Linked DNA regions of Mus musculus: region 2 is linked to region 1. Evidence: chromatin loops called from intact Hi-C (ENCODE). Cell type or tissue: heart. All regions are shown on one strand. Links, peaks and the distances in the headings refer to the core of each region. The heading gives the core; the rest is flanking DNA. Region 1 holds the start of Pold1 (polymerase (DNA directed), delta 1, catalytic subunit). Region 2 holds the start of Dbp (D site albumin promoter binding protein).

What was found. A loop is a pair of places that touch in the nucleus more often than their neighbours do. Peaks named below come from ENCODE experiments on the same cell type or tissue, not always from the same donor. Only the 100,000 strongest peaks of a DNase experiment are listed, where the experiment ranks them.
Region 2: a loop joins it to region 1, with 8 times the contacts of the local background. A loop is called at or near these places in 2 of 42 quality-filtered maps.

What each region holds. Positions count from the first base shown.
Region 1 is chr7:44,547,386-44,550,284 of GRCm38, reverse strand. It overlaps Pold1 (polymerase (DNA directed), delta 1, catalytic subunit), which reads left to right and starts at 1,470. Exons shown (of 27, transcript NM_011131.3): 1 at 1,470-1,530. Nr1h2 (nuclear receptor subfamily 1, group H, member 2) reads left to right here. Exons shown (of 10, transcript NM_001285517.1): 10 at 154-669. The coding sequence ends at 300. In heart, for the core only: a CTCF peak has its summit at 1,281; DNase peaks (open chromatin) are centred at 494, 1,384 and 2,454; H3K4me3 peaks cover 1,565 bases; H3K27ac peaks cover 1,329 bases.
Region 2 is chr7:45,704,033-45,706,931 of GRCm38, reverse strand. Car11 (carbonic anhydrase 11) reads right to left here. Exons shown (of 9, transcript NM_009800.4): 9 at 2,261-2,443. The coding sequence ends at 2,418. Dbp (D site albumin promoter binding protein) reads right to left here and starts at 1,685. Exons shown (of 4, transcript NM_016974.3): 1 at 1,170-1,685; 2 at 1-326. The coding sequence starts at 1,308. In heart, for the core only: a CTCF peak has its summit at 1,247; DNase peaks (open chromatin) are centred at 861, 1,981 and 2,551; H3K4me3 peaks cover 2,500 bases; H3K27ac peaks cover 2,215 bases.

The DNA of each region.
Region 1 (2,899 bases), core at 199-2,698:
GTTGTATATGAGCAGTCTCAGTATTGGGGTCCAGTGGCACATGTTGGGCACACTGAGCCTGGGGCCTGACCACTCAGGGTGCTGGCTTTCCAGACAAAGCTGGCTTTGCAGGACAGGGCCCCAGCAGGACCGACTTGCCTCCTCTCCCTGCAGGACCAGCTCCGCTTCCCACGCATGCTCATGAAGCTGGTGAGCCTGCGCACCCTCAGCTCCGTGCACTCGGAGCAGGTCTTTGCATTGCGACTCCAGGACAAGAAGCTGCCGCCCTTGCTGTCCGAGATCTGGGATGTGCACGAGTAGGGGCAGCCACAAGTGCCCCAGCCTTGGTGGTGTCTTCTTGAAGATGGACTCTTCACCTCTCCTCCTGGGGTGGGAGGACATTGTCACGGCCCAGTCCCTCGGGCTCAGCCTCAAACTCAGCGGCAGTTGGCACTAGAAGGCCCCACCCCACCCATTGAGTCTTCCAAGAGTGGTGAGGGTCACAGGTCCTAGCCTCTGACCGTTCCCAGCTGCCCTCCCACCCACGCTTACACCTCAGCCTACCACACCATGCACCTTGAGTGGAGAGAGGTTAGGGCAGGTGGCCCCCCACAGTTGGGAGACCACAGGCCCTCTCTTCTGCCCCTTTTATTTAATAAAAAAACAAAAATAAAGTTTGAGTACAAGCCATTCCTGAGCCCAGTGTGGAGAGGGTGGGCCATCTCTCTGCCCAGGTGACTGCGCTTGGTCTAGGTTCAGGCCACAGGGGTAGGGGTCGCTCCGCCGAAGACAGGTTATCTTCATACAGCATAGTTTGAGACACTAAGGCGGATGGAGGCCAGTGGAAAAGGAGAGGAACTTTAAGAGGAGGGTCTCAAAAGAACACTTCTTTTTTTTTTTTTTTTTTTTTTTAATTTTATTTATTTTATTATTATATGTAAGTACACTGTAGCTGTCTTCAGACACACCAGAAGAGGGCATCAGATCTCATTATGGGTGGTTGTGAGCCACCATGTGGTTGCTGGGATTTGAACTCCGGACCTTTGGAAGAGCAGTCGGGTGCTCTTACCCACTGAGCCATCTCACCAGCCCAAAAGAACACTTCTTAGGGCCAGGTTTTCAAAAGCTGAGGACTGCATCTGGCCATGAGTGTCATAAGTCAGGAAATGATTTGTGGGGCAACAGAAGTTATACAAGAACCTGGGCGTGTAGGGACTCTGAGGAAAACAGAAAAGAAGCTTGCTTCTAGCAAAGCATCAGGGTAGCATCCACTGTGGCAGTCTTCTAACGCTCCTGCAGTGGGCGCTCGGGGACCGCAGGCCAAACCCCTAAGAGCCAGGATGCTGGGGGCGTGTCCTTGTTCCGTTAGCGTCATGGGGCGGGGCCACTTGCGAGAGGCGTGGTTGTGGGTCCTCCAGAGTGGGACGTGGTTTGATCGCCCAAGCGGGCTAGGGGCGGGACCCAGCGGGCGCGCCGCAGCTCTGGGCCTGCGCGCAGAGGGTTCAGGGGTCACGGCGGCGTATCTTGTGGCGGGAAAAGCTGTTTGAGGCGGTAAGTAAGGAAGAAGAGTATGGGGCGCTCGGTCGCGCAGCTGACGCCTCGAGCAGAGTGCTCGCAGAATGTCTGCAGCTGGGGGAAGGATAGAGCAAGGCTGGCAATGCAAAGGACAGATCCCCTGGAGCTTAGGACCTGGGGTGCGCTGGACTGTCCGGGTGTGGGCTCAGCGGCGTGCACGCTAGCCAGGAGGGAGGGGCCGGAGGTGCAGGGCGTTGGTGCCTGTTCCGCTGTTCGAGAGACAAGGCGACGGTATCAGAAAGTCCAGCAAGAAGTAGGAATGAGCCGGGAATAGTGGCGCACTTTTATCCCCCGCACTCGTGAGGCAGAGACAAGCGGATCTCCGAGTTTGAGGCTAGTTTAGTTTACAGAGTGAGATCCAGGATAACCAGGGATACACAAGAGAAACCCTGCCTCAAAACCCCAAATTTTTTTTAAAAAGTAGGAATGGGAGGAAAAGTAATGCCTTAGAGCCTTTTCTTTTTTTCTTAGTGCGTGCGCTATGATGCGCACGTGGAGATCTGAGGACAACTTTGTGGCGTTGTCTCTTTCCGCTATGTGGATTCCCTAAGATCTAACTCAGGCTGTTCAGCTTGGCCAACAAGCTCAAATATCCATTCCGCTGTCACATCGGGCCCCATGTGATGCTTTATATACTAAATAGAACAAGCAAATTGATACTAGATGGGACAGTCTGCTTACCCAGTTTGGTGTTTGGTGGGGGAGGTGAGACATATCCCACAGTCCCAGAGCAACTGTCACTGCAGGGTCCCAGGGGAGGAGCCAGGTGTGAAGCTGGCAGTGTGTGAGGTACCCTGGGGAAAATGAATGGTTACTGTTTTAGTGTGCCACCATCACCACAGCGGGAGTGGGAGTGAAGACAGCTGTCCTGCAGGATGCTGCAGCTTCAGAGAGCATCCCTCTAGCGAGTGGGGCTTGCACCTGGGTCTGACTGTCCTGAGGGGAATGGGAACGTTGTGCCTCCAAGAACATCCCTGTCCGGGAAAAGGGGAGACTGAGGTGACAGAAGCAGTTTGTGGGAGTGGAGGAGCTTAAGGGGCCACCCCTCCAGGAGAGGTACAGGAATCCTTGGATCTGGCAGCCCTGGGAGAGGTGACATGAAACAATTGTTCAGCCTTTGGAGGCAGGAGGATGGCATGTTCTAAGCCTGCTAGGGCAGCTTGGTGAGATGATGTCTCAAAATGAATAAGAGAGCCAGGATGTAGTTAGTGGTACAGCCTAGAATCCCTCAGTGAGGGGTTGGGGTGGGACTCAGTATTGAGCCCTGCTGAGTTAAACCCCCAGACCTCTACTGGCTTTTGAGACTCAGGCTTTCTAGCTCAGACTTGGCTTTGAATTTGCCTTT
Region 2 (2,899 bases), core at 129-2,628, 1.2 Mb before region 1:
GCCGGGCCCGGGGGAGGGCGCGGGAGTGCGCGCTGGAGAGGGTGCCGGCGACAGGCCCCCGGGGGGCGGCGGGCTCGGCGGTAGCCCGTGCTCCAGCAAGAAGGCGTCCAGGTCCACGTATTCCACGTCCCCGAAAGGCAAAGTGCGTTCCCACAGCAGCGGCGCAAAAAGACTCGGGCCAGCCACAGGCCCTGAGCGCCCCCGAGGGGACCCACCGCCACTAACGGCCCCACTCGGGGCATCGGCTGGGCCCGCCGTTTCCAGGCCGGGTCCCGGGACGGGGGCTGAGGGCAGAGTTGCCTTGCGCTCCTTTTCCTTCAGGAGACCTGTAGGCCAGGGAGAGACCGGATGGGGTGGAGGGACACAGGAGGGACCCCAAGTTAGAGATATGGCGGAGATACAGAGAAGTGAGGAGACGGGAGCCGTAGGGCAAAGACCCAGGGAGGTGGGTACAGGCAGGGAGAGAACCCAGAAAAAGAAGAGAGGGATAAAGACGGGGCTTGGGGAGACCCAGAGAGAAAAGAGAACAAGGCCCCAGCAATAGAGGGTCAGGGAGACGGGGACCCGGAGAGGGGGAAAAGGCAAAAGTATACAGAAGGATAGGGTTAGGGGCCCGGGAGGGGATTAAGAAACACAAGCACAAGCGACCCAGAGAACGAGGATGGAAGTTTAGAAAGAAGGGTTTAGTGACAGGGTGGGTGAAAGGTTGGGCAGGTGAGAAAGAAAAAGTGACAGCTCAGTAATTCTCCCACCCCCAGCACCCTCATCCCCTCCCCCACAGTCTGTTGGGGCTGGAAGGGGCTCCACTGCTCAGGCACATTCCTCATCCCTAGTTTCCATGTGACCCTGCGAGGCCCCGCCCAAGCCCGTGTCTGCACCGTGTGAGCATCCGACACACCCCCTCCCTTCCCCTAGGACTCCAGGGGTCCAGACTCTGAGGCCAAAGGAAAGAAAGAGGGGTCTGGCACCTAAACTCTGTCCTCAAGTAGGAACACTCCAGGGACTTGACCCTTAGGCCCTCCAGGCGTCAGATTTGGTCCTGGAGGCTGATGGACTGGAAGACCTAAGTGACCTAATGAAGACTAGCAAAGATGGGACACCTAGCTGATAGGTGCCGTGGACCACCACCCCAACAGTTGAGTCCCTAACACAGTGGGACTAGAACTCACAGCTGGCCGGTTCTTTGGGCTTGCTGTTTCCCTGCAGAAGGCTCCTCAGCCCAAGCAGCGCTCCCCCGCCAGGGGGGGCCCCAGCCGGGCCACCCAGCAGCAGGGGGCCCGGGGTCCTGTCGCTCAGAGGCCGCGCCATTGCCGTGGACCTGCTCCCAGGTTCATGAGCTCATGGAGAGTCGAAGAGATGAGATGATATGTCAGTCACCCGCACACTCCAGTGGTTCGGGCGAATGTGTCCCAGAGTCGGGAGAGCGCGGCGTGCAAGCCTCCAGGATCAGGACGCTTCAAATCCTAAGAGCGCTGCGGGGGTTCAACCAGTCAGTTCTGCAGAAAGGTGCAACTCAAAGACTGTCCCGGGAGGCTCCTATAGTCTGGGCGAGTGGGTGACCAAATCAAGCAGCTGTCTCTTTGCAACTGTGGGTCCCCAAGGGACACAGGCGCGCGCTCCTTCTGTACCAAGTGGGCGAGTCTCTGGCTCTAGCCAATTTTGCACTTCTCGCAAAGAAAGGAGCTTTGCAATCTGCACCCAGAGGTGTGCACCCAGGGGCGGAGGAGGGGGCAGGAGGAGGTGGCAGCCTTGAGGCGTGGCCAAAGCAAACTTCTTTCGCGGAAAAAAAAAAATCTAAACCAAAACACCGGACGCCAGAGCGCGCGCCCCTCCTCCGGGCCCCCTCCCTCCACTTGGGCCATGCACCCCAGCCGCGTGCCTTCCTCCGGCTTCTGGCAAGAACCAATCACGTCTCGAGCCCTTGAGACGCTCAGCCAATGAGATGAAGGGATATGCCAAGACCCTGGAGGCGCGTGAGGGGCTGAACTTGTGTAGTTGCCTCGCCTTTTGGAAGAAGGCGGGACACTGACCTATATTTGGCCAATGGGAGGAGGCGCTGGAGGCGGGACCGTGACCCACTTCGGGCCAATGAGGCAGGAAGAAGGGGGAAGCACATGGCTTTGCGCGTGCTATCGGATGCGGGTGTGGGGCAAGAGGGGTACCTCTTAAAGGAGCCGAGTGTTCACAGACTCATTGAGGAAAAAAAGCAGAACATCAATTAGAGCAGATTAAGGCAGAAAGAAGTGGGCTTCGGGAAGGATTTTTTTTTTTTAATATCTAGATGTTCCTCAATCGCGACTGATAAACCACCGAGAAACCGGAAACATTCAGTCCTTTTAATAGCTTTGTTTTGGGGTGAATCCCCTCCCCTGGTGAGGAAACTCAGAACAGGCGGGCGTAATCCTCGTTGGGGAGTCTCAGCGACCGTGAGGACCACCGTCCACTGCAAAGGGAAGCACCGGCTTGAGGGGTGTGGGAGCTGAGCACATAGGACTCTACTAGTCAGGCTGCTAAGGGGGAATGGAATATACCAAGTTGGGGGAATGATCAGCTCCTGGACCAGACCATGTAGGGAGGGAAGAAGGCCACATGGGACGTGCAGAATAGGCTGGTTTGCATAAAGGTACATGGAGAGGATATGGTCTTCTGGGCTGTACCATGTTGAGAAACCAGACAAGAAACTAACCGATTTCCCGGGGCCGAGCCACAGTGGCAGTAAGAAAGACAGAGGGATTGTACCACGCTGATTCTCAGAAAGGGAATAGCAGAAAGACTACAGCTCTAAGTAGGGTCATACCATTTGTAAACAGGTGACCTGGACCGTACCATCTTGGCAAGTAACAGTAGGCAGAGGGCATGGACCAGTATGTAATTGTACCACAAGGAAAACAGGGTGTCA